3 separate regions of the Mus musculus genome follow, and regions 1 and 3 are each linked to region 2. The links are chromatin loops, found by intact Hi-C in ENCODE. Cell type or tissue: heart. All regions are shown on one strand. Each heading gives the region's core, and the rest is flanking DNA. Links, peaks and the distances in the headings are about the cores only.

Region 1 (10,616 bases), core at 1,506-9,505, 65 kb before region 2:
TTGTTTTTGAACGTTTGCTGATTATTCCTACATTGAATTAAACTGACCTAAATTTCATTTCCTTTGCCAGGATCCTCCTGTATAGATAAAACACATCTCAAATAACTCTAGAAACCTGCCAAAGGCCACAAAGCTATGGGGTAAATAGAAGGCAGAGTCTGTTCTTACACACATTAACCCTTTCACTTCCCAGTGCTGGGTATGCCCAGCTGAGGGCAGGCCCAGAATGCCACAGCTGGCTTTCACACACCTGTCCTAACTCTGCTTCTTCCAGAATGCTGACCTGACCCACACTCACCTCTTCTAACCGTGTGCGCTTCTCTGAAGGCTCTGACCCATCACCGTCACTGTCTGAAAGATCTTCATCCTCTGCTTCATCTCTAAAGATGTCGTCGTAGGCAGGAACCTCAAGGTCATCCTCTTGTTTAATAAGCAATTTGATCTGTTATAAAACAAAACCAATCTAGCTTTTCTTCTCTCCTTGCCAGAAAACCATTCATCATGTTGCTTCTGTAGAATCTTACTTTTCCTTAATCAGCTGCTCCCAAGTTTTCTGTACACACAATAGCAGAGCCCTGGCAGCTCAGTACCATTCAGTAAGGCACTAGAGCTGCCCCACATGGCATTATTAAATTATGAAACTATGTTCTGAAAAGCATTTACCATCTACTTTAAGTCTGGACAACACTTCTTTCTTTCTTTTTAAATTGGTTAATTTTTATTTTATGGGCATTGGTATTTTTCTTGTGTGAGGGTGTCAGGTCCCATGGAACTGGAGTTACAGACAGTTGGAAGCTGCCATGTGGGTGCTGGGAATTGAGCCCAGGTCCACTGAGCCACCCCCCCCCAACATTTCTTTCTTATGTTATACATTAAAAGTAAAGTCCTACCAGCTGGCTTTTGATAAAGAATATGAATACGTTGTTATGGTTGGATATTTTATATGGTTTATACCCCAAAAGGTCCACCACACCTGAAGCTTGCAGCCTATGTAGGGTATTGAGGGGGTAGAGCCATTAAGAAGTGGGGTCTGGCAAGTGTTAGGTCAGTCAGGGGTCACTTAGAAGTGTGTCAGGTCTCTTGGGGGCTTAGTTTCCATGTGCAGTGTGGTTATAAAACTTCATCGGCTTGCTCTGATATTCCTGTCTCACCATAGAAATTTCCTTACTATCCTATACACTCCCTCTATTGGGAAACCACTCACCACAGGGGTCTCACCAAGCAGAGCAGATGGCTGTGCTGTACCATACTCTTGAATATCCAGGACAGTAAGCTAAATATAACTTTTATCTATAAGGTACCCAGTCTCAGATATTTTCTTATAGCGACACAAAATGGATCAAGACAGATGTGAACCCTTAAGCCAATACACTTTTTGTCTTTAATAGCAATTCCTGACTGGTATCATATGAGGATCTCAGAATCTGAAGCCTTGTGGAAAGAGACCAGATCACAGAATGCTTAGACAGCTGGTCTGTGCTACATTTTGTACTTAATGCTTTGAGTTCAGAATAAGTATAGTTGAGCTATCTGAGGCTGAAACCTTCTGTCTGTCCACCCTCCAAATGATGCACATCCCACAAATGTATTGTGCGCGTGCCCATGAACTGGGTAAAAAGGAGCGTCCTGTACTGAAGATGCCCCCAGCTGCAGAAGTGGGAAGCACACTCTGCACAGATCTGTGCAATACTGTCACAGCCCAAAAAGGTACAGACTGACTAAAGGGAGAGCACACAGAAGGGCTGGGTACCTGAGTGTCATTGTACACATTCACAACGTTCACTGGCCTGTGGGTATCACACACAAAAAATATACTGTCTTCATCAGGCTGAAGGATATCCAACAGGTCCACGTTGGCTCCACAGTTTATGAGGATGAAATAGGAGAACTGAAAAACAGGACGAGGCACTGTAAAGGAGACACTGCACCTAGGAGGCCGCTCCTCCCCAGCACTGCCAGTCCCTGTGCTCCTCCATTGAGCACATTATGGCAAGGCCCAGGAGGAATGCTAAGTGGCTTGAAAACTGCTCACAGCTGGCTTGGTTACAGCCTTTCCATGATGACACTGTAAAATAGGTTCTGGGGCTCTTCTTGCTTCCTGAAGAGCACGCCGAGGCTCTGCAAACTCAAGACTTGTACACAAATAGCTAATGAAGAACAGGAGCAGGACTTCACACACACACATACCAGTCTCGCGGGCTGTTGCTCAATGCCAAAATGTTGCTGCAATGTCCCCTACAGCTTACCACATCACCAGCACTGTGTGGGTTAGGCTTGCAGTAAATCTTGGGCAGCCTCACGTGGCCTCCTCAATATTAGATCCTTTATCAAACAATCACTATAGGTAAAACCTTTCCTTAGTAACACCAAATTGCCTGCCTATGGGCTCACACCTGTAATACAACACTTTGAAGGCCAAGGAAGGAGGATTGTCCTCGGCTAGCAAATAAGATCTTGTCTCAAAATACTGGAGGTAAAAAACTCGACTGATATAAGTACTTCAAATTATAAATGAATCTCTTCCAAGTCATCCTAGAAGCAGCCAGGGACTCCAAATGCATTTTGACATGCCCTACCCATTCCCTATAGGGCCTTCAATAACCCATTCTCATCTGGTCCCAGGCAGAGGTAAGGAGTCTTGGTTCTACCGTTTAATTCCAAAGTGAAAACGTGTTTGATAACTGGAATGCATTTTCTAGAGATAACATAGAGCAGTAGTGTATCCTAATGAAATAAGTGAGGTTAGGACTGAACCCCCTCCCCAAGAGCAAGCATGAGCTGGATCTAGCCTGCTGCCCCCCACTCCCCCTGCACACATATGTAGCAAGTGCAGCTTCATCTTCACGTGGATCCCCAACAACTCAAGAGGGGGCTGCTCTGACTCTGTTGCCTTTATGTGGATTCCATTCCCCTAACTGGGCTGTTTTGTCTGGCCTCAGTGGGAGAGGTCCTGCAGTGACTTGATGAGCTGGGAGGGTGGGGGTGGGGGGGGTAACACCCTGTAAGGGGGGGTGGTTCTCCTTCTCAGAAAAGGGAATAGGAGGAGGTACTGTGGGGGGGGGTAACTAGGAGGAAGGAGGCTGATATGGGATACAAAATAAATAAATAAATGGAAACAACAAGTGAGGTCAGAGTAGGTGCTGCCCACAACTAAACTGTTTTTATTTTTGAGACAGGATCTTGTCGTGTAGCCCAGGCTGGCCTCAGTCTTGCTAGATGTAGTTCAAACCTACCTTAAATTGGTGGTTCCTTGGCAAATGTTGATTCCGCCACCATAACTTTAAGCCTAATAAAACTGATACTTCAAAAACACCCTTCTCCTACTTCAGAACTGGACAAATGCTAAGTATTAAGAACCTGCCACTGAGTAGAGTGGCCTAATTATTCTCCAATTCATTAGTTCATACCTGCTCTTTATGTTCAAGATATGCAGTTTCAAGTTCTTGCCACCCAGAAACCGGAACCAGCGTATACTGGACGTGGTCACACTGAAACAGGGCCTGGAGAGAGAGCATGTGGTCAGAAACCCTCATTAAAGATAACTTACCTGCAATCACCAGAAGCAGACTAGTTGAGTTGAGACAAAGATCTATGTGATATGCTGTTTGGTAAAAGGTCAATAGGAGAAGCTACGTGGCAAGGCTGTGAGCAAGAATTCAATCTGAATCTGTACAGTGTGCCAAAGTAAAACATTAAGAGAAAAAAAATACCCTAATTTTAATTACAGGGGTTCTGAAAAATTCCTAACCCCAGCACATTGTAAAAACCACACTATGAGCCGGGTGTGGTGGCGCACGCACGCCTTTAATCCCAGCACTCGGAAGGCAGAGGGAGATGGATTTGAGTTCGAGGCCAGCCTGGTCTATAAAGTGAGTTCCAGGACAGCCAGGGCTACACAGAGAAACCCTGTCTTGAAAAAACAAAAACAAAAAAACAAACCACACTATGGTCAGAGCCCAAACTAACAATCTTCTCTAATAGACTCGGGGCTCCTGTATTTCCTGCACTCCCTATTATACCACTCCCCACTGTCACATCTCCTCTCTCAAATTCCATCTTTGAGAGGTCATTTACAAATTCAAAGATTTCAGAAGTGAAACCATTTTCACTTGGGTTACTGTATAAAACACTACGTACTTGTCTCACTGTTTGCACTATACTTCTCTCTAGCTCCAGTATAGGTCAGAGAGGATATTTTGGGTTCCTCACCTCCTGCCTGCTCCTTCTGGTCCCTCCCCTTCTGTGACCTACCCCCTGCTGGGGCCAACCCTGATCTGTCACCTCTCCCTCCTGTCCTACCTTCCTAAGGTATTCAAAGCTCACCTGGAGGATCTTGCAAGCACACAAGGCATCCACGTCCGAGGCCACAAAGAGAAGGACCCTCTGTAGAAGCAAACGTGGACAGATGAGTTGAACACAGGGACGCTAAACTCTGTGGCAACTCTCTGACCTCCCGGCCCATCCACGGACACTCGCCCTCTTCTCCCCAGCCCCCAGATAAGGTTTGGATCAGGATCGTGGAATGGGAGTCACCTGGTTGTGGACCGTCTCGTAGAACTCCTTGCGGAAATCGGTCACGAACATAGCCACAGCGGCGGATACCTAGAACTGGCGCTGAGACACGGACAGCCCCGGAGGTCGTCAAGACTCCCGCCAAATCACAGCTCTTCTGATTGGTCCACGCCAGCAGCCAATAATTCTTAGCCTTTCCTCCTTTCTGATTGGTTCCTACTGGGGACAGCCAATAATGCTCTGCTATTCGCAGCTGGATAAGACCCGCCCGTCCCTCAAAAAATGAAACATCTTTCCTCAGGCTGCGAACCTTGTTGCCGGTGTTGACGCTAACGTCCAGTCACCCAAAACCACCTATGTTTGGCAGACATCTTTACTTCGGGAAGGAAGGTCTATTATCTGACCCTGGCATACTTAGAAAACAATATACTCTTAGACATAAAGTAAATTCAGTCACACATTATTTGAATGTGTTTCCAATAAGTTTCCAATACACGGTTCGTCGAATTAGAGTGAGCTATAGATTACTTCCGCCCGAATCCATGATGGCCGGGATCAACGCCGGAAACTCTAGCTGCATTCTGGGTATTGTAGTCCGTAAGGAGAACGGCTCCTATCAAGTTGTTTGGAAGAGAGTACTATCTAAACATTATAAACAGTCGCTATCCTGTGAAATCAATTATCAAGTGTTTTAATGTTTACTTTAAGTAATATTCAAACCTCAGGCCTTCCCATGACTTTCTGTTTTTCCGCCGCTGACTTCAGGCCTCCGTACCCCATCCCCTGCGGTGTTCCGTCACTTCCGGCGAGCCTCTCGCGGTTTCTGGGTTTCAGAGCAGTGGCCTGGACTGCAAAGAGGGAGCTGTGGGTTTTTATTGTAAGGTTCAGGAAAAGAAGCGGCATCACCAAACGCTGTCAGTCATGGTGAGTTGACCGGGGATCGCGAACCGGATGATGCCAGAGTTGCCCCTGGAGCTGGCAGGGAGGGCCTGGACCTGGTGGCGGAGGTGCCGAGTCACCCGGGCCTGCGTCGGGCCCCGACACTGTCCCGAGAGCTTCTGTCCCAAGTGGGACCCATAATTACGAGCCACCTCTTTTCTTCTTAGCTTGTCCGAGTCATGACTCGAATGCCTTTCGGCGGGACAGCAGCCCCGAGAGTAAAAAGGAACCTGCTACTTTATGTCGATAGTTCTCATAAGTGCTCGACACGCAACAAGTTTCCATGAACTCGGAGTTAACTGGAGATTTCTTGGGGGAGTGGCGCGAGGGAGGAGAAAACGAAGGACATTAAGCTCAGCCAAAGTTCCCTGACCTTTTATTTAGTAGAAATCATGTCTTAGGCTGTATGTCACGTTGTGTTCATCACGTTGTGATAACGACAATAGGTAATATGTAGTGCGCCTTTTTTCTATCAACGTATACTTATTTAATTCCTGCATTCCCCATGGAACATAGGTACGTAGTTATTATATTTACCGGTAGAACTAAAACTTAGAGAGGTGGTACTCAGGAAAGTGAGGCTCAGAGGTTGGAAGTCAAGTCCATCCGGCTGCAGTGATGTCTCATCACTCCTGTATATAGTGTTGACTCCGTGCCATTTGTTTGTTTGTTAAAAACAAGAAGTGATTATTAGATTTTTATCCTGAGTGTCACAGTAAGTCCCTGTCTAAGTTCATTTACATAACCAGCACTGAGTGTTTGATGTGTTAGGCATAAAAGCTTTAAAGGAAGTAACATGGATGATAGAAGCTCATGTTCATTGGTGGCTGAGTTGGAAGGATACCGTTCGGGTGTTGCATACTTCATGTACGTTGTTTATGTTCCAGAGAGAAGCAGTAGGTTAGATGGATGGCATAGGTGAAGATGCTTTGACGAGCACACACCCCCCACCCCCCAACCCCATGGCTCAAAAAAGGGCTTTGTGGGTTATGCACCTAAGACTGAGTCACACAGTTCTGGTACTTAAAGAAAAAGATAAAAGACTGAAGCACGCCTTTAATCCCAGCACTAGGGAAGCAGAGGCAGGCAGATTTCTGAGTTCAAGGCCAGCCTGGTCTACAAAGTGAGTTCCAGGACAGCCAGGACGATACAGAGAAACCCTGTCTCGAATAAACCAAAAAAAAAAAAAAAAAAGACTGAAAACTTGTGTACTAGTAACTGAAGAACAGTTTATTGGTGGGGGATGTTGGTGTGCACGTGGGCTTGAGAATAGAAGCCTTCGGGTGGGTATGTGAGCCCGTATGTGCATGTGAAGGTCAGCAGACTGTCTTGGATGTAGTTCTTCGTGTCTTGACTTTGCTGGCTGGTATGAGAAAATACTTGATATGCAGTGTGCAGGTCTGTTCTGTGCTGTGAGCACCAGGAGAAGCACTAACTCTGACCCCTGCCAAAGCAAGGGAGGCTTGCTGAAGAAGAAAAAGCATTGTTACTGAAAGCCAGGTGGAGGAATACATACATGGGCATCTGCTTTTCACCACCTGCAATGCTCTTTTGGGTTTCTTGCCCAGTTGACACTCAGACATGTAGGTCTTTAATGAGGGTCTCCTCCTGAACACTTGGTTAACATCCATTCTCGGGTGCTCTCTGTCCCGATACCTGTTTCTTGTCTTTAAAACTCCTAGACATAGGTATTTTATTGTTATCTTCCTTGTCTTTCATATCAAGTTCCCCAGGGCAGAGGTGATATCTGCCTGCAGTACCCAAACATTACTAAAGTGATATCCCCTAAAGTCCAGATTGGAGCCACACAAATGGTAGGCACTCAGGAAAAGAGGTGGCTTCTAAGTTAAGGATGGTGGGGAAAGGGCTCCAGGTGGAGTTACAAGTCCAGAGACAGAAACGTTAGGTTAGGAGATGGTGGATGGTCAGTAATGAGTCTCTGTGAAGTGTATGTAAGGCCCAGCCTTGATCCATCTTGAGAATAGGGAATAGTAGCAGAAGAATAGGAGGGGAAGGCCTGGTTTTATATTTAGTAAAGTTGCACTGTCTATAGATAATAGAAACTGGACCTGAGGGATGAGTTTGGGAGGCACAAGAAGGATTTGAGGTTCACCGTGCCGCCGAGGTGGTCAAAAGAACATTCTGGTTAGTTGAGATTTTAGTTTGCTGTGTTCTTTGACCACATTTATACGCACTGATGACTTGCTATGTTAGTGCTTGGCCTAAAGAAACATACCTTTGAGGTAGATACAGTGCACATTTGTGTACATTTGTTATGTGGGAGGCTAAGTCAAGGTCACCGGGATTCAGGACTTGATGACCAGCCTCTTTTTTTTTTACAGTGCCTTTGTTTCTTTGTTTTAATAATAATACCATTTCTTTCTTTCTTTCTCCTAGTTTTCTTTCAACATGTTTGACCACCCGATTCCCCGGGTCTTCCAGAACCGCTTCTCCACGCAGTACCGCTGCTTCTCCGTGTCCATGCTAGCAGGGCCTAATGACAGGTCAGATGTGGAGAAAGGAGGGAAGAGTATGTGCCTGTTTTTATTTTGAATAGTAACCTTTCCTGCCCTAAACTCTATGAGCCCTGTAGCCTTCTATAGCCCTTAGTTTGCATGTGGGCACCAGACACTAACATTATAGTAAAAATGTCACTGTCCTAAGGCATGGGTGGTGGGAGTAGGGTGCTAATTATGTTTGTTGACTAAATGCCATTCAGAGCACAAAAATAAATTACTTCAAGTAAGATTCTTTATGAAAAGTCGTTATGAAATTCTGGCTAGCCCCAAACCACTGTTTAAAGCTTTTAAAAGATGCATCAGAAAGTATACATCTTGCCTTTGGTCTACCCTTTTGTTTTTATTTACTTAATATTCCTGAAATATTCTTTTCACAGTAATTATGCCACCCTCAGCCCTCGATCAACTCAGTAAGTACTTTCTATATAAGTACGGGAAGCCAGAAATGGGCATGGGCTTTTCATTGTCCTCAGAGTCTGTGTAACATTTGTCAGGATGTGGTTAGAATCCTCTTTGGAGGGTGTGCTGGCCTAGAAGGACCAGGGGCAAGTACCTTAGATGAGGCAAAGCATGGCTCTGCTTCCCACTGCAAGGGTGCTATAAGCACCCACTCAGTAAAGGGTACTCTTTTCTCTTTCTTCTCACCTCAGCCCCTTCCCCAGTGCCTGGCTTGTCTCAAGAACTTGTCTAGATACAAAGGAACAGCACTTTGTATAGTGCTTGAGTAGTTCATACTGTGGTGTGGGCTCACTAGGTTGTCTTCCTAAAGGGGAAAAAAAGCTTGATCTCCAAGAGAACTGCATGACCCAGATCTCCCAAACCTGAGTTTTTCACTTCCAGTGTGGCATTGTATCCTGAGGAAGCCAGAGGTTGAACTGCCACTTTCTCTTCCTGTGCCAGATAAAGCCGTTGTGAGAAAAGCCCCAGGCTTGCTCTCTCTCGGATTATGAACAGCCCTGATTGTGGACACAATCTTTGCTTTGGAAACTTGAAGATCTTCCCATACTGAATTCATCCTGTGGGTCTTTGGTCTTGCTTTTGGGGTGAGCTGGCCAAGGAGCCCAGGTGTGTCCCTTAGCAAAGTGTCCAGAAAGATACTTTGGAATGGAATCAGTGGGATTTAGACCAGATCAGAGCAACATTCAGACCTTTCTTTGTTTGCTTTTGCTGTACTAAGGGTTGCATGCTAGTTGAGTGTTTATTCACTGAGTAGACCCTTCAGCCCTTTAAAGCCCTTTTTCTTCCTTCACACTGGGTCTCACCCAACTTAACTAGGATGACCTTGAACTTAAAATCTTCCTGCCTTGACTTTCTGAGTTACAGGTGTGCCACCTTGCTCAGCTGTTGAGGCCTGTTAAGTGGTGGAAAAAACCCACTGTAACCAAGTAAGACCAAGGGAGTCTTGATTTGTGAGATGCAGGTTATTGCTCAGGCTGTAGCAATTAAGTGTCTCAGAGGACTGGGGAGCTCGAAGTCAGGCTCTCCCATCAGTCAGTGGCTGAAGGGTGCTAGAGTTTCCTTTAATTTCCTCTGCCTCAGATCTTTGGTGGAGCCTGGTCTGCAGCACCCAGACTCTGGGTCAACTTGTAGCTTCCATGGTTGGAGCTGTTTTAGTGACAAAGAACATAAACCTAATTCCTTGGCCCTGGGCCACTTGTCTCAGTCACCCTTGTCCTGGCAAGATCACCTCCATTCTACAGTGAGGCAGTTTTCTAGGCTGCTTTGGAGCTTCCCACCCAAGCTCTTCCCTGATTGACTTTATTCATTCAACATTTACAGAGAGGCCAGAAGTCTTCTCTGCCTCCTGATACTAAGTGAACTTTTCTTGCCAGATGTGGTGGCAAGCCTCTGAGGTAGAGGCCATTTAGGGCTATGAAGTGAGTCTTGGTGTGTGCTTAACCTGACAAGCTGCAGTCTACTGACAAGTGGCAGAGTTCTGACTTCTGCACACTAAGTATGGATCCCAGCACGACCACTCCTGAGCGTGCTCATTGAGGGCATGTTACTTTATCCACATGCCTCAGTTTCTCCAACAAACTAAAAAGGGAGGAATGATAGTGCCTTCATTATTCTGGGAAGATTAAACAATTGCCCAGGACATAGCAAACACCACTGAGAACCTCACAGCACTTTCCTATTGCCCTGGTCTCCTGGCCTTTTCTGGTTTCGTGTGGCCAGGCCCTCCTCTCTCTGCCCTTGTGCCTTTGAGTCAGCATTCCACTAGTCCCGTTGCTGGCTCCTGCCCTCTGTGCAGCCATTAACTCATAGACCATTGGAATTCAGAAACATGCCATGTTGTGGCCTTCTGAGCTAGGGCTGCCCACTGGCCTGGTACTTGTCTCTGTTCCATGTGTTCTCATAGTGTCTCCCTTCCTGACTTACTCTCACACCTGATCCCAGCCATCTTGCCTAATTACTGGTCATTCCTTGAACTGGCTGAATTCTCATCCATTCCTTTGCTTAGCTGTCCCTCTTCCTGGATTGTGTGTCTGGTAGCTGACCTGGAAAACTGTGTCTTTAGGGCTTGGAAAGTCTATTCCCTGGTCTTTCTCCCTTACCACCCCTTTGCTTCCCTGGTGCCTGCAGTGTGTACTGGTTCACAATCTCACCTCTCTACATGAAAACCTTTAAAGGAACAGATTTTTT
Region 2 (10,526 bases), core at 2,527-10,526:
AGTCCTAGCCCTCAGCATCCCAGAATGGGGAAGCAGGGTGTTTAAGGAGGTAATCAGGCTACAGTGAGACCATTACATTTGTTGTACACTAACATGAATGTACCAGAAGATGAGAAAACAAAGACTGATAAGCAACCTCTCTGGACCTGTAAACCAAAGGGGTAGCTTTGGAGAAATGAAGCATGCTAAAATCTCAGCTTGGGGAGTGCTAGAAAGCCTTGCAGGTGTTAGGTAAGGTGCCCACGCTATGGTATTTTGTTATGGCAGAATACTATACTCACTACTTCAGAGTTTTGGTTTTGTTTCAGAGACAGGGTCTCAAACTGTACCTTAGGGGATAGCCTTAAAACTCCTGGCAGTCTTTTTGCTTCAGTCTTCCAGGCACTGGGATTTCAGTAATTGTTTCAGATTAATTGTAGCAAATGCAAGTCTTGGGCCTGACTCGTCCTCTTCTGGAGGCCACAGCAGATTTCTGGCTTGTCCCACTCTCGAAAGGCCCTCTTCATCTTGACAATCCAAGGGGAAATTTTGCAGCTGCCTCCCAGCAAAGGTCCAGTTTCCTGTCACACTTACCCAGCATGCTTTTCACCTTTGGGTTATTACATGCCTTCTGCAAATTGTTTAGAATATAACTGAAATCTTTAGTTTCCAGCCACATCCCAACTGGAAGGTTCTTCTTGTTTTTCTGTCACTGTTTTACCAGCATCTGAAAACCTCAGTCAAACTTAGGTGAATTCATATTGATTAAAATAAACGACAGATACTTTTGATTACCCTTTATTTGTTGATTACAATAAATGACAGCCGGGCATGGTGGCGAATGCCTTTATTCCCAGCACTTGGGAGGCAGAGGCAGGTGAATTTCCGAGTTCGAGGCCAGCCTGGTCTACAGAGTGAGTTCCAGGACAGCCAGGACTACACAGAGAAACCCTGACTTGAAAAAAACAAAACAAAAGACAGATACTCTTGATTACCCTTTATTTGTTCCTAGGATGACTCACTTGTCTGTGGAAAGTAGACTTTAGATCTCTACTCCAGACTCCTAGGGCCAGCATGTTCCCAGGACAGCAGTTTTCAGTCTCTTATCTTTTGAATTCTACTTGTGTGTACACCTTGGTGATATCATTGTACCTGCCTTCAGGGGCCTGGTAGTTAGAGATAGGTGGTGTGTAATGTGGCCCTTCTTTCTCGAAGGGGAATAGGCTGGTATCCCGCTTTATGGCCTCGGCATAGAGCTCTGCAGATTCAAGTTTCAGCTCCTCCAGGGCTTCCTGCTGGGCTTCTAGCATGGATCTGATGGCGTCCCTCTCCATCTCATGCTCCTGCTGCTTAAACAGTGCCCACCTCTTCAGCAGAAGAGCTCTCCGTTCACTCTCCTCAGGTGAATGCTCCTCCTGAGGTCGCTGTCTGTGAACAAACACATAGAGCAAACATGGGAGGCCAAAGAGTACTGACACTATTGCAGAGGGACCCTTGTGACTGCACATGACTTAAGTGCCCTACTACCAGCACGGCCAGGCATAACCAGGGCTCAGGAAAATAGTAAATTTGAGGATATATTAAGAATGTAATGTCAGGGCTGGGGGGAGGATTCAGAGGTTAAGAGCATTTACTGTTCTTAGACACCAGAATTTCTTCTTAGCACTAGAATTATGTGGCTCAAAACTGCTTATAACTCAAGCCAAGAGCATCTGCTGCCTGTAAGGGTACTTGCATTCATATGAACATACTCCCAACACACAATTACATATTACAAAAAAAAAGAAAAAAAAAAAACCGCTCAGCATAGAACATGGCAGCAGCTGCTTTCCTCCGGCAGAAGGAGCCTGCTTGCCTGCTTGGAGAGAACTATACTGTTTCTGCCCCAGGCAAATTATCCTTTTGGTGAGCTGGGGGTACAGTAGAAAAATGAAACAAACACCAACTAGAGACAAGAGCTTGTTTAGTCCTAGAACACTAGAAAAACACTGGTGCTTCCCAACTTGTACGGTTTTATAAACTGTGCACTTTTGATAGGATGAGGGCTACAGAGCTAGGGTCTATGTCAAGGGTCAGAGCCAAGGCTCATGGAAATAAATAACACGAACCCTGGAGCAAAGCTGATCTAAACTCCCTGAGAATCTCCCCCCAAAATCCCCAAAAGCACAATCAAAATGAAAAGGATTCAGGTCAGGGCCAAGTCAAACCTACTCACTTGTTCCTACCACAGACATGAACTTCAGTTAGAACTACTTGAGGAACTCCTTTGCATTAAAGATGTCTCCCAGAGGAGAACTCTTACCTTGATTTATCCAAGAACCTCACAGGGGTAATAAAATCTTCAATAGGAATCAGTTCTTGGGAGGCTTTTTCCAGTTTTCGGATCCTCTTTTTCAAGCGATCCTTTGCTGCTTGATCCTTTCTGGGGTCTACCTTCTTCTTCTTCCGCAGAGGTTCTGCTCTAGTGGGTACAAGCACTCAACCTCAGGACGGATAGGATGCTAAATAAAGTATCTCATACTTGTGCTATATGCTAACAAGAAAGCTGTCCGCAGCCCTAACTCCACGAGCTTAGTCCACTGTCTTCCCGAGGACGGTATGGGTCCTATCAATTCCAGGAAGGACAGGGATCTACTAAGAGGAACTGTTGATTCTTTCTTTTTGTTGGTGGGGTGGGGTGGGTGGTTCTGAGACAGGGTTTCTCTGTAGCCCTGGCTGTCCTGAACTCACTCTGTAGACCAGGCTGGCCTTGTCAAACTGTCTCTGCCTCCCAAGTGTTGATATTAAAGGGGTGTGCAACCACTGCCCAACTTTTTTTTTTTTTTTAACTTTTATTCTTACACAGTCCTAGCTTGCCTTTAACTGGCTATGTTGTCAAGGATGTCCTTGAACTCTGATCCTACTGTCTCTACCTCCAGACTTCCAGCCTAGTTATTTTCTACTACTCCCAGTATTCTGGTGCTGGGGATTAACTTAAGGCTTTGTGCATGCTAGGCAAGGATCCAATAAACCAAGCTACATTCTTAGCTTGGAAGTGCCAGTCTGTGATTCAGGTGTATCTTAAAGCTGCCCTGAGAAGTGAACGTGCTGAACTAAGGGAGTAAAAGCTCATTCACATTTGAAATGAATTTGTGATTTACAAAATGCTTCAAGACTAAAAGAGACAGGACAGTAAAAATGACTGCCAGATTTTTTTTTTTTTAAATCAGTTTCTGGGGTGTTGAGAGGGCTCCGTGGTTAAGAACACTTGCTGCTCTTGCCGAGGATCTAGGTTTTGTTCCCAGCACTCACATGGCAGCTTACAACCATCATTGATTCTGGTTCCAAGGGATCTGGGACCCTCTTCTGGCCTTTGTGGGCACCATGCATGTAGACATAACACATTACAAAATTAGCCATGTCCTAAAGCTTTGGCAAGTATCTGATTTACTTTTAGGAACACACTTCCCAGGCTAAATGTGGCATTAGGAATAATCAAATTTGAAGCTGGAGAGATGACTTAGGAGTTACAAGGAGTGCTTGCAGATCTTAAACACTGGAGTTTGGTTCCCAGAACCCACATCAGGGGCTCACAACTGTTTGTAACTAGGAGAGCTATAACCCCTGACTGGCTTTGGGCACCCCAAACACATGTGTATACATATGTCAGGAACATAAACATTAAAAAAAAAAAACCCTTAAAGCAAACCTTTTAGCAATAAACTAAATAAAGCCCCAAGAAAGCATCCAAAGTTCCTAGAGTAACTATTATTAGTCTTTGAACCTTTCTCCCACTCAGTGAATCAGAATGAGCAGGGAAGAGCAAGGCCTATGGAAATACAGAAGTTAAGATATGCCCTTTGAAACACATAAGACTCCTTAAATCTAGCTGCTACTTATTTAAACTACTCAAGTAGCAATACATATATGCTATGCTATCATAGTACAGAGCTCCTTCAAAGGACAGAGGCATCCACTTAAATTTAACTATTAGTTCCACAGACTGAAATCTGCTTGCTAACCCAAGGTTGGGCACTCTTGCTTTGTTTTGGTCATATGCATACACGTGTTTCTCATACCCCAAGAGCTAAGGGTTATGCTGGATTTTACCTCATGGGGATGAGATCCCAGAAGGCCAGTAAGGAAGCTCTCTGGTGGGTGTGTCTGACGTGTGCCTGGCAGGTTCCAGGGATCCTGAAGGAGAGAAGGGTATGTATAAAGATCTGGGGAAAGAGAAGGCACATACACATAACTATAGGTCTTCCTAAAACCCGGAGGATGTTTGTAAGTATCTATTTTGTATTTTTTTCAGACAAAAGTCTCCCTAATTCGGGCTATCTTGCAACTTGAGACAATTTTCTTGCCTCAGCTGCTCCACCATGTCTAGTTCATTTGTATTAGGCCAGCAAGGTCAAAGTGAGGAATTTACAGAACTCTGTTTCTCACTGGGGCAGAGCCTTTACTTGCTCTGGCAGGATCTTCTTCTTCTTCTCCTTCTTCTTCCGTCTCTCTGTTTCTTTCTGTCTCTCTCTCTCTCCCCTTCTCTGTCCCCTCTCTTTCTCTGCCTCTACTCTCTTCTCAATTCCCCTTCCCATACCCACAAATAAACTCTATTCTATACTAGACCTGTCTAGTATATGACTGGTACCTCGAGGAAGGAAGGAGGGATGCTTCAGTGTGGACCACTGAGTAAAGTACCCCCTCCCACTGTACTATACGTCCCTTCTATAAAACATATCCTTGGATTTTTAAAAACACATTGCTCTTCTTCCTTTTTTTTTTTTTTTTTTTTTTTTTGGGTTTTTTTGAGACAGAGTTTCTCTGTAAAGCCCTGGCTGTCCTGGAACTCCCTTTGTAGACTGGGCTGACCTCGAACTCAGAAATCCGCCTGCCTTTGCCTCCCAAGTGCTGGGTTTAAAGGCGTGCTCCACCACGCCCGGCGTCTTTTTCTTCTTTTTAAAAATGGGGTGTAATATAGCCAGGTTTGTATGCAGCTGTTACGACCTTGACTTTCTGACCTAGCCTCCACCTCCATAGTGCTGGGGTTGCAGGAGTAGGCCACCACTTAAGCACGACTTAGGCTTCACACTTGTTAGGCAAATAGCCTGTTAAGTGAGTACACTTCCAGTTCGGATTTTCATCCGCAACAGATGCGGTAGGCTCATGCCCAGAAATAATCTGCGAGCACTAGCGAGCAGCTACGGGGCAAAGCCCGCGCACGCGCCCTGGGTATTCTGCCACCCGCGGCTACACTCACCAGCTCCGAGGCCGCAGAGCCCGCGCAGCACACAGCATCACCCCGGTAGCCATAGTTTTTCACGCCACCCGCTGGCGGGCAGCTTCCGGGAGCACGCCCCTGGGCGGTCCGACCTGAGGTACCCGGTCGGGTCTGGCAGGCCTCGGCCCGGAACTCGCGGGTCTGGGATTCCGAGAGGCGGGCCCGCAGCTGGCCCCGCCCCCGACGCAGCCCCGCCCCGGGCAAGCAACGGTGGCTTCGCCGCGCCCTTTTGCGGGCGTCCCGCCTTCTGTGGATGCTGCGGTGTTTTCCTGCTCTCTGCTCCGCCTGGCCTATGTGTTTACATCTATGAAAACGCCCCGCTCTTCTAATAAATGCGCCCGTCTGGCCCCCTATCCTTCACCAGCCTAGTTCTTTTATGCATGCAATCGAGCTCAGGGCCCGCTGCCGTCTGCCGCTAGATGCATGCTGGCGCCCGCCCGGCTGGCGCTCGCGAGATGCCCAATAGCGCGAATTGATGGATGGCGGAAGCTAGTTACTAAGCTGGACTCGGAGCCGCGGAGGTAGAACTAGAGATCTGCACACCACCCTGGTTCTGCATCGCCGGGCGGGATCTCAAGGCTTTGCCAGCCTGCTCACACCGACCCTCATCGGCGACCACATCAGTGGCAGCGGAGTATCCCCGTCCTCCCCCCCCTGTCTACCGAAGAACCGAGGCGGCCCGGTCCGCGTAGGGAGCGGTTTCCCGCCGGGGCGATTTGGCAGGTGCGCGCCGTGACTTCCGGCGTTGCCCGGGAGCCGCCGGAGGAGGAGCGGCGCAGGGGATGCGGCTGTGGCGGCGGCGGCGGCGGCCGAGCGCAGGAGGCGGCTGTGGCGGCGGCTGGGGGCACGGGCCGGCGATGGCGCGGCGGCGCTGAGGGCAAGGGTGGGCGGCGGCCGGAGGGCGGGCGGCGCGGGAGGAAGCTGCGGCAGCTCCATGGCCCAGGCGTGCTGAGGGACACGGCTCTGGCTTCAGCCCGGCAGCGGCCGAACAATGAAGCTCTTGAAGCCAACCTGGGTCAACCACAATGGTGAGTGCACGCAGGAGTCGTGGGCGGCCGAACCTGCATCGGGGTGGGGTCTGGGATTGGCTTGCGGCGGTGCTCAAGTCCTGCCCACCTTGTCCAGACGCTGGTGCCGGGTGCTGGAGCTGCAGAACGGGCAGGAGCAGACTTTGTCCCCGGCTCTGGGACACCGGCGAGCCCGGGCACGTGCTTCGGGCTGGTTGCAGCGAAGTCCGCCTTTGCCTCAGGCAATGGCGCTGTGTCCTGCGCCGCCCACCCTTAATCTGGGATGCCTGGCTCTGGTGAGCCGGCTTGGGTACCGACCTGGTGCTGCCATCCGGCTTCACCATCCAGTATGTGCTCAGATGGTTGTGAGTATGAAACTGGGGCGACATCCCCCTTGTGGCCTTTCAGCGGCTCGGTGAATCTGCATGAGATACTTACTGGCTGTATTGCCCTTTCTGAGGCCTGGAGTTTGTGACAGTGCCCCCACTCGGGCTATTGCGATCCTGGAATGGGAAGGGCCTGGGCTCAGGTCCTACGGAGGACCACGAAAGAACCACGTTTAATGTAAGGATTGGGGCTTCAGATGACTAAGATTGGGGCCAGTGGTGCACAGGAGACAAGCGACTTTGGATCCGTGATAGTGACTTCAAATAGCAGATTCCTACACCCTGGTGGAGAAAGCAGCCGGTGGCATCCAGTTTTGTCGAGAACTACTGCAGGAGGTTGTTTGCTCTCTGCCGAGCGAGTGAGGAAGAGCTAGAGCCTTTCCCCCCAGCTAGTACTTGAGTCTCTGGAAGGACCCGAAGGAAGCACGAGGAAGCAGCCAAGCTCTGCTGAAAGAGGAAGGGTCTTTCCTCCTTTCTACTTTGTATTGCATCTAGAGGGAGCTACAGTTGTGTGTGTGTTTTTGTGTGTGTGTGCGCGCGCCCGCGTAAAAGAAGGCAAGTAGATGCATTTTTCTCTTTTTAAAAATCCACGTGGCCAAATTTAAAAAAAAATTGGTCCTGGGTGCTTTTTATTCACAGCCGAACTTTTTTTTTTTTTTTTTTTTTTTTTTTGGAGGGGGAGGGGGCGTTCACAAGGAAGATCGTAGACGTAGACTGGGTACGACATGCTCTCTACATTAAACAGTATGATTCTGAAGTTCAGCTAAGAACAGATTTTAAAGTTTGGAGCCTAGTCCGAGCAGTGGTGGAGCACACCTTTAATCCCAGCACTCAGGAGGCAGAGGCAGGCGGATCTCTGAGTTCAAGGCCAGCCTGGTTTACAGAGTGAGTTCCAGGACAGCCCGGGCTACACAGAGAAACCCAGTCTCGAAAACACACACACACACACACACACACACACACACACACAAGTTTGGAGGCAAGAAGGTTCAAAGTTCATTTGAAATCTAGGTGATGGGGAGGGGAAAGAATATGATAGAACCATACTGTATGAAAAAATTTTTTTTGTTTTTGTTTTTTTGTTTTTTGTTTTTTTTTGAGCCAGGGTTTCTCTGTATAGCCCTGGCTGTCCTGGAACTCACTCTGTAGACCAGGCTGGCCTCGAACTCAGAGATCAACCTGCCTCTGCCTCCCAAGTCCTAGGATTAAAGGCATGCACCACCACCACCTGGCATGAAAATTTTTTTAAGTAAAAAAATCTAAGTGATGATTATTCATGATAAAAGATGTTGAGACTTAAGCAAACTTCTCTTTTTTTTTTTTTTAATTTAAAGGCACCCTCTTTCTCTATATTGCCTTTACCTTGGAGATGGTGTTATTACATGTCACTGCCAAGCATGCCTTTAAAGATGATGGTAATGAGAGGTGGGGAGTGGCTTCCTAGCCAGGTCCTGAAGAGTAGTAGCTGGTAGAGTCAAGTTTCCTTTGGATGAATAAATAGAAGCCCTACTGCACTGGAGGGGATCGTACTTCCTGGCTTTCTCACTCAGCATTTCCTGTCTCCTTATATATACAGCATGAACTCTTGGGGTCTGAGAGTTCAGAGAGGGGAGGAAAAGAGAACAAGGCAAGGTAGGCAACTAGAAGAGTTAAAAGCAGAAAGAGAGGTGTTTGTTGGTCTTCAGATTTTGGCCCAGTACTAGAGAAACCTCTCAGAAAGGATATCTCAGCCCCAGCATGATTGCCATTTTTAGTCACAACTGTTTTAGGGGCTGTCCTGTGTATTGTGTGATCTTTACTTAGATGTCAGCAGTATCTACCACCATAACTGTCCATTTACCTCTACCAAAAATATCTGGATATTGCTGATGCTCATTGATAGGCCATATCATCTCCAGCTGAAATGTTCTGGTTATCAGCATTTTTGTTTGTTTGTTTTTTTTCGAGATAGGGTTTCTCTGCATAGTCCTGGCTGTCCTGGACCTCACTCTGTAGACCAAGCTGGCCTTGAACTCAGAAATCCACCTGCCTCTGCCTCCCAAGTGCTGGGATTAAAGGTGTGTGCCACCATGCCTGGTCTATAAGATGCAATCTTATTGACTATATTTTACTTATTTATTTTTTGAGACAAGATCTCACTGTCTAGCCCTGGTTTTCTTGGAACTCTCCCAGTAGACCATGCTGGCCTAGAACTCACAGAGATCCTCCTGCCTCTGTCTTTCAGTTGCAGAGATTAAAGGCATGCACCATCATACCTGGCCATACACATTTACTTTAATCATGGCCAAAATAAGTTTCACTGCTAAGTAAGCTTATATCCTGGGCTCTAGTTATGGTGGCATACACCTATAGTTATGGTACTTGGGGCAGGCTGAGGCAGAAAGATTGAACTACAAAGGGCTTATCTCCAAGTGTAGATGAGTCTCTGCAGAGAATGTTAATAACAGAGATGGTGTTCTTGGACAGTCAGGATCAAAAAGCTCAAGCATTCCATTTGGAGACATAGTGTATGCTGCATAAGGTAAGCTGAGGAAGGAGAGGAAGAGAATGTGGCTGAGGGATGCATGGAATCTTGAACACCTTGTGGGGACTTGAACTTTCCTTTTTGGGTTTTGGGAGGGGTGCATTGAAGTTTCTGAGGGGTTTGGACACCTAAAATGTGTTTTAGGAAGTCCTTGGACTTAGAAGGTGAACTCCGGATCTTGGTAAGATGTGCTAAGAGAGTGAGGAAAGGTGGTGGCAGAGATGAGAAAGAGGAGGAAGCACTGTAGATAAAGGAAGAACTAGTGGGACTTGGCCATTACATGCAGGAAGTGTAGATTTATATCATTTTTTGAGTTTATAAGTGTGCTGGAGAAAGAATACAGATGAGAGATGGGCAGTGCTGTTTTCTTGTGTATGTGTGTGTGTGTGTGTGTGTGTTTGGGGTGTATGTACACATGTATGCCTACACACATTTGGAGACTAGGAGAGGTTTGCAAGTGCTCTGCTTTATCATCATTCTGTTCTGTATATCCCTGAGACAGATCTACCCTGGCAATCAGGAAGTGATTCCCTTCTTGCCCATCTCACTCAAGCTGGAGTTAGAGGTGGAGGAATAGACATTGTTGGGTTTTTATATGGGTGCTGGGGGTTAGTAGGTTCTCATGTTTGTGTTGCAGACTCTCTACTCACTGAGCTATCTCCTGAGCTCCTAGTGGAATTCTCTCAGACATTTACATATTTGTTTGTTTGCTCATTATTTCTATGTCTATGCCTGTGTGTACGTGTGCCAGAGATGAATGTCAAGTTTCTTCTGTTGCCCTCTCCCTTTTTGAAACAGTGTTTCTTACTGAACCTGGAATTCATTGACTGGCCAGTGATCCCTCAAGATACTCCTGTCTTTTGCATCCCAAGTGCTGGGATTACTGGTGTGGTGTTACACCTGGCTTTTTGTGTAGGTGCCAGAGACAGAATTCAGGTCAGTTTACCAACCCCTGACCCCCAACATTTAATCAATCAGCTGTCCATGATGGTCCATGACTGTAAATCCAGAACCCAAGAGGCAGAAGTTTGAGGCCAGCTGGGCTATAGATTGAGATCCTTTCCCATATATCACATACACACATTTTTTTTTTCATTTTAGAATTTTAATCTAGTAAGTGGTTGAACATACACTTTCAGCTTATGAGGAGATTCATGTTATACAGCTGGGAGGCACACTTGCGTAGTCCCTGGCTCTGACCAGTGAAGCCAAGTGGAGGGCCTGGTGTTATCATCCCAATCTTGGGTCTTGTGGGTATCCATAGAAGGTATATGAGCTGTCTTCATTGACCCAGATTTGTTTACCCAGATATTGCTAGTGTAACCTAATTACTTTAGTATTTGCTTATAGACTAAGAGAAGCCTAGCAAATGA
Region 3 (10,616 bases), core at 1,575-9,574, 190 kb before region 2:
TTTGGAAGTGCCCTGCCATTGAGCTAGTCAAGGCATATCAAAATATAAAGGGTGTGTGTGTGTGTGTATGTGTGTGTTTCATTCGTGAATCTATAGCTTTTGGGCAGGTGCAGAGCACGTGTGACCCACCGGGAGACCAGAGTGAACTAACTACTCACTGCCACATGGTCCTTTTTTTTTTTTTTTAAAGCAGACTTAATTCTTTTATTTTTCTTGTATAAAAACCCTTATGTGGTAGCCACAGCTGGAGCCTGGGTCCTCTGAACAGAGACTCTGGTGTGGGTTTTCACAAGATGATCAGTGAATTCCTGATAAGGAGACTTGGTGAACATAGTCTCTTTCCAGAGGTCGGGGGTCAGGTAGCTGTAAGTCTTGGAGATGGCATCAAACGTGGCCTTAGCAAAGTTGCCCAGGGTGGCAGTGCAGCCTCTGGCTGAAGTGTAGCAGTCATCTATACCAGCCATCATCAGGAGCTTCTTGGGCACAGGAGCAGAGACAATGCCAGTGCCTCTGGGGACAGGGATGAGACGCACCAGCACAGAGCCACAGCGGCCTGTCACCTTGCATGGAACAGTGTGGGGGCTTGCCAATCTTGTTCCCCCAGTAGCCTCTCCGCACAGGGACGATGGAAAGCTTGGCCAAGATGATGGCCCCTCGGATGGCAGTGGCAACCTCCTTGGAGCACTTAACACCAAGACCAATGTGACCATTGTAGTCCCCAATAGCGACGAAAGCCTTGAACCTGGTCCGCTGGCCAGTCCTAGTCTGCTTCTGCACTGGCATGATTTTCAGAACCTCATCCTTTAGGGACGCACCCAGGAAGAAGTCAATGATCTCAGACTCCTTAATAGGCAGGGAGAACAGGTAGATCTCCTCCAAGGACTTGATCTTCATGTCCTTAACAAGGCGGCCCAGCTTGGTAACGGGGATCCACTCCTTGTCTTCAGCTTTACCTCCACGAGCCCCGCGGCCTCGACCACGGCCACGGCCTCGGGCCACGACCGCGGCCCCTAGACCGCTGCCGAATCCTCCGCGGAAGCCGCCGCGGCCTCCTAATCCTGGGCCTACGGGTCCTCCGGGCCCTCCCGCTGCACCTGCGTCATCCGCCATTTGGTGTTTTCCCGAAGAAGAAGAAGCCCACATGGTCCTTTTAATGTTCCCTTCTGTCATCACATATTAGAGGCTGGAGAATGGAGACTCAATCGTAGGTGAGAGCCGTATCAGTTAGTTTTTCTGTTGCTATGACAAAATACCCAACAGACACAACCTCGGCGAGGAAGGTCTATATTCCCACCGTGTGGTGCAAGGGCTCAGTCCATCTTGACAGGGAAGTATGACCGCAGGAATGTGAGGCAGCCGGTCACATCTTACTCACTGTGAGGAGGCCGAGAGCGATGGGTGCTGGTTGTTAGTTTACAGTGATTCCACTAGGCTCCTCCCAGGGACCTAGCAAGGGCTTAATTGCCCTGCTACCGTTACCTGTCAGGTAGTGAGCACCTGACAGGAAATGGTGGCAACCTTCCTTCCTTTCTTTCTTTCTTTCTTTCTTTCTTTCTTTCTTTCTTTCTTTCTTTCTTTCTTTCTTTCTTTCTTCCTTCCTTCCTTCCTTCCTTCCTTCCTTCCTTCCTTTCTTTCTTTCTTTCTTTCTTTCTTCCTTTCCTTTTGACTTGTAGCTTCTGAGGTCCCAGTCCATGTTCATTTGACCCTGTTGCTCTGTGCCTGCATCAAAGCAAGAGTGTCACAGCAGGATGTATAATGAAGGAAGCCATTCACTTCATGGTCCAGAAGCAAAGAGAGAGGAGAGGCCAGCCTCCCAGTATCTCCTTTCTTCCTTTCCTTTCCTTTCCTTTCCTTTCCTTTCCTTTCCTTTCCTTTCCTTTCCTTCCCCTCTTCCTTTCTTCTCAGCTGGTCTCTTCTTTTCCCTTTCAGTTCTTCTTTCTGTCCTTCTCTGTCTTCCTTCTCTGCCCTCATGCCTCTGTTCCTGTCTGCCTGCCTCTACCCCTTCTCCAGGACCTCACTCCAACTAAACCTCCTTTATACCAGATCTGTAGCATAACGTGATTTCTCAGGGGATGCCTTGGCCTGGGCTTACCATGTACCCCCACCACACATACACACACACTGAATCATATCATATCATAACATATCATATCATATCATATCATATCATATCATAACAATGGCGGTGCCTGTGTTCAAGGTTAGTCTTTACCTTTCGGAAAACAGAGTCATAGACACACCCAGAGGATGTGTCCATTGTAATTGTAAATCTGGCTGACAGTGAAGATGAACCATTACAATGTGGGAATTCTGAGTTCCCCACATCTACCCAGGTTTAGGCTAAAATGCTAAATGAACAAGTTAGACATCCTACTGCGCCATTCTGTGGGGGAAAGAGGAAGGCTGGGGTGGGAACAGGGCTGATTTTAGACTACAGACATGCCGGGAACTCCAGGATGTTCCCACGATGCTGTGTGTACTGGTTAAAAATACCGTCAATACCAAAAATTACAAAGTGTGTAACTAATCTTGCTACCTAGAGCCAAGAAAAACAAACTCCCGTCAAACAATGTATGGCCACCAGAGAGAGAGTCCCAGTGAGGGGGAGCATCAGTGGCCCCAGCTGGGGCCAGTGCCCTCTGTCAGGCTGCTCAGTGCACTGGGCAGCTGGCCGGCTCCTCTCTCCTTTTGTGGAAAGTGGGCGGAGCTGTGCCAGGCTTGACTGCCTCAGGCTTGGTGGTTCCATACTCACCACCTCCAGAGTTGCTACAGCCCAACAGTCCCTGAACTCCAGTTCATATGGATGCTTCTCTTCCTAGATGGACCCTGGCTGGGGCAGGAACGGCCATCAATATGAGGGGTGTGCCTTTTGGTCTTGTACCCAGAGAAGGCCCAATTTATCTGGAGAGAGGCCAGGTGCTCTCAGCCTCAGTCAGGGAATCCTATGGTCCTGCAGGCCAGGGCATGGTCAGCCGGGTAAGCCTCTTCCTTGTGTTTTAGTTAACACTAAGTTGTCTAGTAAAGGTTTACTAAAATGGCCCTGTGTAACCAGGCAGGTCTGTAATTCCAGCTTTGGGAAGAGTAGCCGGAGGCAGGGAGAACAGATCAAGTTTCCCCACTCCCAGGCTAGCCTGGGCTACAGAGCAAGATCCTGTCTCCAAAAAAAAAAAAAATGCTAATGGGGAAACATGAAATAAAACACCTTTAAGCCAGGCATGGTGGAACACACCTTTAATCCCAGCACTTGGGAAGCAGAGGCAGGTGGATTTCTGTGTTCGAGGCCAGCCTGGTCTACAGAGTGAGTTCCAGGACAGCCAGGGCTACACAGAGAAACCCTGTCTAGAAAAAAACAAACCAAACCAAAAACAAAATGAAATAAAACACCTTTAAAAATAAAGTAATTAAGAGGCAGGTGGATTTCTGAGTTTGAGGCCAGCCTGGTCTATAGAGTGAGTTCCAGGACAGCCAGAGCTACACAGAGAAACCCTGTCTTGAAAAAACAAAAGAAACAAACAAACAAACAAATAAAGTAATTAGAGCTGGAGAGATGGCTTTATGGTTAGGAATTCTTGCAGAGCACCTGAATTCAGTTCCCAGCACCCACATGGCAGTTCATAACATTCTGTAACTCCAGTTGTAGAGAATCTAATGTCTTCTTCTGACCTCTCAGGCACCAAGCACACATGTAGTGCACATGAATATATGCAGACAAAACATAAAATAAAATGTATAAATTAAAAAGAAATTAGGGTTTGAGAGATGGCTCAAAGTTTAAGAGCAATGACTGCTCTTTACAAAGATCCTGAGTTCAATTCCCAGCAACCACCTGGTGGCTCACAACCATCTGTAATGGGATCCAATGCCCTTTTCTGGTGTGTCTGAAGACAGCTACAGTGTACACATATACATAAAATAAAACAAACAAACAAACAAAAAAAAACAAAAACAAAAAATCAAATTAATTCTTTTGATAGGGTAAAAAAATAACAAGTCTAATGGCATTGAAAAATAACCATGAATAAATGGAAAGTGTTTTATTGCAAAGGAAAGTGTCTAATGCAAACTGGGTTAGTGAGCAGGAAGCAGGCGTGGCTGAACACAGGTGTTGGCTGCATCTCACGCTGTTGCACTTGCATCTCATCTTATGCAATTGGCTAATCAACACAAAGGGGAATGGGAGGGACAGGAAATGTGGACATTGTGGGGCTAGATATCATTTTTAGAATCATGCATTTTAATTGTGACCAGGTACACTCCCTGTGTCCATGTGCATCACTGTGATCATGTGCATCCCTGTGCCCATGTGCATCACTGTGTCCATGTGCATCACTGTGTCCATGTGCATCCCTGTGTCCATGTGCATCACTGTGCTCGTGTGCATCCCTGTGCTTATTTAATGTGGTCATGTGCACCTCTTGAGTCTCTCCCTCTCTTGCTCTCTATTGCTCTTTCATCTTCATGTCATATAGATGTGCATATTTAAAATAGCCCCTCCCCCCAATTTTGTAGCACTATTCACAACAGCCAGGGCATTGAATCAGTTTTGGTACCTATCACCAGATAGAAGGGTAAAAAAGTTATGGTGTATATAGTCAATGGATTTTTATTCATCCAAAAAGAATGAAATGACGTCATTTGCAGAAAAATGATTGCAATCGGAGAGCACTGTGTTAAGTGAAATAAGTCAACCTAAGAGAAATGCAGATCATTTTTTCTCTTAGGTGTGGTGCTTACACAGAAACTCTCACGTACTCAAGGGTGCCCCGTAGTCCATCCTTCATAGTGGAGAACCCCATTGTTGTCAACTGGGCAGATGTACAGCTTCTACAGGGTAGAAGGAAGGACCCTGGCAGCATCTTGGACCCTCAGACTGTGCCCACCATGCTCAGAGGCTTCACTGCCTCTCATCACTGAGGCTGCAGCAGAGCTGCCTGTGTGTGGAGGCCTTGCTACCCATGCTCTTCTCAGCAAGCTGCAAACTGCCCTGCCTCCAAAGGAGCTTACAAAGCAGCAGGCTTCTGCATAGTGAGAAGGAGGCATCTGTGTGACCCCCAGGCCAGGGTCCTGTGCTTGAAAGGGCAGCAAGGTGACCTGTCAGAGCACAAGGACAATCAGGGACTGCTTGTTCATCCACACATCCACACTCCCCACCCCCACCCCCAGGCAAAGGAGGTGGTGACTTCTCTCTGCTGGGTGGCCTAGTGATGCCTTGAGCTTCCCAGCTCGGTCTCTCTGAAACTTGCATGTGCTTATTTTACTTATTCGGTGGGAGGGGGCTCACTAGTTTTGGGGACAGGTTCTCATGTTTCTCAGGCTGGCCTCAAATGGACTATGTAGCTGAGGCTGAACTTCTGATTATCCTGCCTCCTCTTCCTAAACACTAGTATAACAAGCACAAGCCTTCAGCCAAGCCTGTTTTTCCTCTCCCCATCTCTCCACCTCTCCCTCCCACCCGGCTCTTTCTCTGACTTGGTCTCCCTATGCGGCTCAAGCTGGCCTGTAATTCAGGATCCTCCAGATCTCACCTCCTGAACCCGCAGGCACATTCTCATTTCAAAGAAACACTGGTGGGGGGGGGGGGGATTCCCCTTTTCAGGTTGGAAAGAGGGGCGTGTTATGGAAAGGGAGGAGAGGGGTACTGAGATAGAGATGTAAAGTGAGTGAGAGAAAATGAAGAGAACCTAGAAATAAACTATATAGCTAAAAAAATTTTAATGTGAATAGGACAGAAAAGAAACATTTATTATAATTTTAGCATAAAATGCCTTTCTTATAAAAAAATTTAAAATTCAAAGACCTAAGGAATAAAAGGCTAGTCGCTAGTCCTCAGACCGATTATTGACTTGGTGAGTGCCTACCCTGTGGCCGCGGCACAGGCTGACAACTCTGTCCCCAGGGGCTGCCGTGACCTCAATACACAAATAAGTCATTGCTTCAGCCTGGGCGGAGCGTGGGACCCGGGAGGCGCCAGGAGAGGGGGAGGGCGGGACCAGGCTGCCACAAACACTCCAGTCTCCAGGGCGGTGCGGTTTGCAGAAGGGCAGGAGGGAGGGCCTGCCCTGCGCTGCGCTGAGCTGAGCTGAGAGGTCAGCAGACGGCTGGGCCCCAGTTCAGTCTGCAGCGCTGGTCAGCCTCTCCTGGAACATGAGAATCCTACTCTTCCCAGAGCTGGCCTGCACTCACCTCTGACAAATCAGAACCCTGCGTTCTGGGCTTGGAGAATGTCTCAATAAAACTGAGAAGAGTGGAAGAACGGGGAAGAACAGAGAGAGGGAAAGAAGGAGGGGTGGGAAGAAGGGTGAAAAACACACAGAGAGAGACCCAGAGAGAAGGAGACACACAGGGAGAAACGGTGTTTATATCTAAGCTCAGGCCCGCCTTCATTCCAGAGTGCTCACTCAGCCCAGATCTTCGGAGCCCAAGGCAGAAGGTGACTCAAATCATGGCAGGGCAATCTGAGTGATTTGGCCAGTTTCCACCGACAGGGGGCCTCAGATCCCAGCTATCAGGCAGATGGGCAGTAAATGTCATGGTTGGATCTCTGTAGGGCACGTGCTGGACAGAAGCTGCTTTTTCTGGTGTGGTTTTAGTTGACGTTGGTCTTAGTCGCCAAGAGAGGAGATATCTCACGGCTCTGACTCCCTAAGGGCAAGGCTCTGCTTCAGCAAAGGTGAGCATGTAGAGAAGGGAGGGAGGAAGCTGGAGAAAAACCTGCGGTGCTTCCACCCAACAGGGTCAATGGAAACACACCACACACAGACAGAGGACTCACTCAGAGAGACACACACAGACACACATAAACATACACGCAGACACACTCACAGACACATACACAGAGACAGACATGTACAGTACAGAGACACATGCAGACAGACATTCACAGAAACACATGAACACTCCTATAAACACTGACAGATACATGTACAAAGACAGACAGACACACACACACACACACACACACACACACACACACACACACACACACACGCGCGCGCGCGCGCGCACGCGCGCGCGCATGATGAGTACCTTGGAGAGATTGCTTACATAGCATCCATAGACCCTAAGTTCTGAAGCTGCCCATATCCCAGGCACAATCAACCAGGTAATTCAGAGACTGACCCAGTGTTCCCTGACTCTCAAAACCAACATTCCTGAAACTTCCCCTTACTGATCCCTTCTCCCTGTGGATTTTTTGTACAGCCTTGGGTACATAGGCATATGAAATAGATCGACAAAATAAAAAATTTTAAAAAGATTTATTTATTTATTATGTATATAAGTACACTGTAGCTGTCTTCAGACACTCCAGAAGAGGGAGTCAGATCCCATTACAGATGGCTGTGAGCCACCATGTGGTTGTGGGATTTGAACTCAGGACCTCTGGAAGAGCAATCAGTGCTCTTAACCGCTGAGCCATCTCTCCAGCCCCTACAAAATCAAATTTTTATGTGATAAACAACCATAACAAACCATAAAGAATTTTGTTTTAAAATGTCTTTGGTGTACCTGTAATTTACCATTTATTTACTTTTTAAAAATCCCCAAATTTGCATGCTAATGAAATAAATGTACTTATTTATTTTTGCTCTAAGAATTAAAAATTGGGAGTTGGAGAGGTGGCTCAGTGGTTAAGAGCACTGTCTGCTGTCAGAGGACTCTGGTTCAATTCTCAGCACCCACATCGCAGCTCACAAATGTATACAACTCCCGTTCCCTGGCACCCTTCATAGATATGCTTGCTTGCCATCCTCCTGTTTCAGACTTCCAATTTCTGTGATTATAAGTAAATGTCATGGCTGGATCTCTATGACGCACCTGCTGGATGGAAACTGCAAATCTGCCTATAAGTGTTATTTGAAAAAAATTAAACATTTTCCAGCATGTGGTTGGTTGGGTTCGGGTCAACCCCGATAAGAGTGTCAAGTGTGTGTCGAGTTGACACTAGAGATGATGGGAGAGATTGGGTGGGACTCGTGTGCTCTGTGCATGGTGGGAGACACTGCTGTGTGGGACTCCTGTGCTCTGTGCATGATGGGAGACACTGCTGTGTGGGACTCGTGTACTCAGTAACATGCTCTCTGCCTCACCTCTGCTTCCTTTACCTAAAGTACTTTCCAGCAGTGCACAGCCATGTTATTTTCTCTAAATATTATTAAGTTATGTGTATGGCTGGAGGGCAAAGTAGAGGGAACCTGTACCTGAAGACTGCAAGGAGCAGGGCACCCACCCCTTGCTGGAGTGCTGGGATGCTCTGGGATGGCCTGAGTGCATGTCCTAGTGGATTGCACACATTTTAGGTTATGCAAGTCAGACTTCAGGAACACCATCTTAAAAAGTAACTGAAGGGCTGGGAAATGGCTCACTGGATGAAGTGCTTGCTATGCAAGCACCAGGGCCTGTGTCTACCTGTACCTGTACCTGTACCTGTACCTGTACCTGTACCTGTACCTGTACCTGTACCTGTACCTGTACCTGTACCTGTACCTGTACCTGTACCTGTACCTAGCCCCAGAGCTGGGGAAGGAAATAGGATAGGTCCCTGGAACTTATTGACCAATCCACCCAGCTGATTGGTCAAGCTCCAGGTTCAGTGAGAGACCTTATCTCACCTTATCTCAGTAAGTAGAGAGCAAATGAGGTTGTCCTCTGCCTCCCACATATGTGTACACCGCCTGCTTCTCTCTCTCTCTCTCTCTCTCTCTCTCTCTCTGTCTCTCTCTCTCTCTCTGTCTGCTGTGCACACATCATAAACAAACAAACAAATAAATATTGACCCCCAGCTGAGGTTGCAGCTCCAAGCACCTCATCCAGGGGTGAGCATCCCAGGATGAAGAGGCCACTGGACACAGGAGATGCTATACTCTCTCTTGCCCTGCATATTGCTTGGTAGGTTTACTGAGTTTTGGCTAGCTGAATGCCCCACACTCTCCCTTCTAAGCCAAGTTCAAGGGACTCTCAGCCATGTGTGTTCCTCCTGTGCGGCATTTGTTCCTGTGAGCTTAGGTCTCTTCACTTCAAGCTGTCAAGAACAAAGGCTGTGCTGGAGCCCCACTCACCTGCCCTGCTGCAACTTCATCCCCCAGAGCATAAACAGGAAGGGTCTGGCAGGCCTGGGAGCCAGGGTTGTGTGTCCTGTGTTGAGGAGAAAGTGCCAAGGACCTTGAAGCTTTGGCACTTTCACTGGAACTAAGGGGGCTTTGTGAAGAAAAAAACCCAAACAGCATTATAGCTCTTCCAGAACACACAGGAGGCACTGTGGGCTGACACGGTCTGTAGATGCCAGGATCTGCTCTGTGAGGATGCTCCAGTGCCTTGGTACATATGCACTCATGGCCCTGTGGGTGTCTGCTTTCACTTGTGAATTGGCAGGTTTCATGACACCTGTTCTCTGACCAGAGAGCTTCCTGTTGGCCTTTGCCCTAACTCTAAGCTGTGTATGCTGGAAAGGCATCCAAGCAGATAGCTAAGGGATAAATTAGCCTCTTCTTGGGGTACATGGGACTGGATATTGTGCTTGGAACTGCAGCAGCCATGTTGTTATAAGGAGGGAAACCAAATGAGGGTAAGTGACTGAGCCAGGAACTTCTTCCTATTTGACCTTGCACTTCCTGTCCTGTGAGATGTATAAAGCACTTAGAAAGGTTATACAGGGATGTAGTTTCAGGTGGGAACAGGGGGGTGGCCTGGCTGGCTCTCTGGAGCCAAAGACCTTAGAGACTCACCTGCTCCAGGTTGATCAAAGGCAAAAGTCAGACACAGCATCTGTTGTGGGCAGCCATTGCTTATTGATGAGATGCAGGGTCACAGGTTACATAACACATAGATGGAGACAGGCACAGAGCTGTTGGATTTGACCATGTGTGGACAGAGGGTTGACTGAGGCCGTGGCTGAGCAGGACCATAGCTAGGTGGGGGGGGGGGGGCATGGCTGGGTGGGGCCATGACTGGATAGGGCCATAGCTAAGTGGGACCATGGCTGAGTTTGGCCATGACTTGGTGGAGCCATGGGTGGGTGGGGCCATGGGTGGGTAGGGCCATGGCTGAAGGACCCTTTTTGAGGCTTGGAGATTTGAATCACTCTATGGATGAGAGGGTGGTTACAGCTGCCAGGACAAGGGGACAGAGTAAGAATCTGGGGTGAGTCTGGCCCCAGAGGCAGTGAAAGGGGTCTGCACAACTAGATGGTCCACGCAGGGACAGGCAGGAAGCTTGGTTGTGTTTCCCTGTGAGCAGTTTTTCTGCCTCTGTAAGTTTGAAGCTCCCACTTCCGAGGGTCTGTTTGCAGACATTTTCTCTGTGGCCTGCGCAGTAAGTTCTTAGGCTGTGGGATGGGCCGTGGAGGATCACAGTAACTGTTTAGAAGACAAGGGAGAAAAGCAGTTCTCACATGCTTGCTTAGAGACTGAATCTTGCTAGGACGCTCAGGTTGGCCTTGAACTCGTGATCTAGAAGCCTGGCAGCACCATTCTGACAGAACTGGTTTATCTTCAGTTCATTTCTTTTTTTGTTTGTTTGTTTGGTTTTGGGGTTTTGATTTGTTTTGTTTTGTTTTGGTTCTTTTGTTGTTCATTTCACTGGTGATTGATTCATCAGCCTCTAGGCCTTTGTCCGGTGTG

What was found. Peaks named below come from ENCODE experiments on the same cell type or tissue, not always from the same donor. Only the 100,000 strongest peaks of a DNase experiment are listed, where the experiment ranks them.
Region 1: it touches region 2 in a loop (4-fold over the local background); 9 of 42 quality-filtered maps call a loop at or near these places.
Region 3: it touches region 2 in a loop (2.9-fold over the local background); 6 of 42 quality-filtered maps call a loop at or near these places.

The regions. Positions count from the first base shown.
Region 1 is chr16:18,806,982-18,817,597 of GRCm38, forward strand. Cdc45 (cell division cycle 45) reads right to left here and starts at 4,991. Exons shown (of 19, transcript NM_001358206.1): 1 at 4,534-4,991; 2 at 4,324-4,383; 3 at 3,408-3,500; 4 at 1,751-1,888; 5 at 299-442. The coding sequence starts at 4,584. It overlaps Ufd1 (ubiquitin recognition factor in ER-associated degradation 1), which reads left to right and starts at 5,313. Exons shown (of 12, transcript NM_011672.4): 1 at 5,313-5,436; 2 at 7,849-7,981; 3 at 8,348-8,380. The coding sequence starts at 5,434. In heart, for the core only: CTCF peaks have their summits at 4,645 and 5,507; DNase peaks (open chromatin) are centred at 4,750 and 5,320; H3K4me3 peaks cover 3,160 bases; H3K27ac peaks cover 2,074 bases.
Region 2 is chr16:18,871,256-18,881,781 of GRCm38, forward strand. It overlaps Mrpl40 (mitochondrial ribosomal protein L40), which reads right to left and starts at 5,382. Exons shown (of 4, transcript NM_010922.2): 1 at 5,216-5,382; 2 at 4,069-4,152; 3 at 2,282-2,440; 4 at 763-1,407. The coding sequence starts at 5,268. The coding sequence ends at 1,083. It overlaps Hira (histone cell cycle regulator), which reads left to right and starts at 5,495. Exons shown (of 25, transcript NM_010435.2): 1 at 5,495-6,264. The coding sequence starts at 6,228. In heart, for the core only: a CTCF peak has its summit at 6,692; DNase peaks (open chromatin) are centred at 5,356 and 5,836; H3K4me3 peaks cover 3,349 bases; H3K27ac peaks cover 2,533 bases.
Region 3 is chr16:18,681,107-18,691,722 of GRCm38, forward strand. It overlaps the pseudogene Rps2-ps7. Among named protein-coding and RNA genes, the nearest start is that of Gm41429, 10 kb to the right of the region's middle. In heart, for the core only: a CTCF peak has its summit at 6,476; DNase peaks (open chromatin) are centred at 6,035 and 6,475; H3K4me3 peaks cover 923 bases; H3K27ac peaks cover 2,024 bases; H3K27me3 peaks cover 250 bases.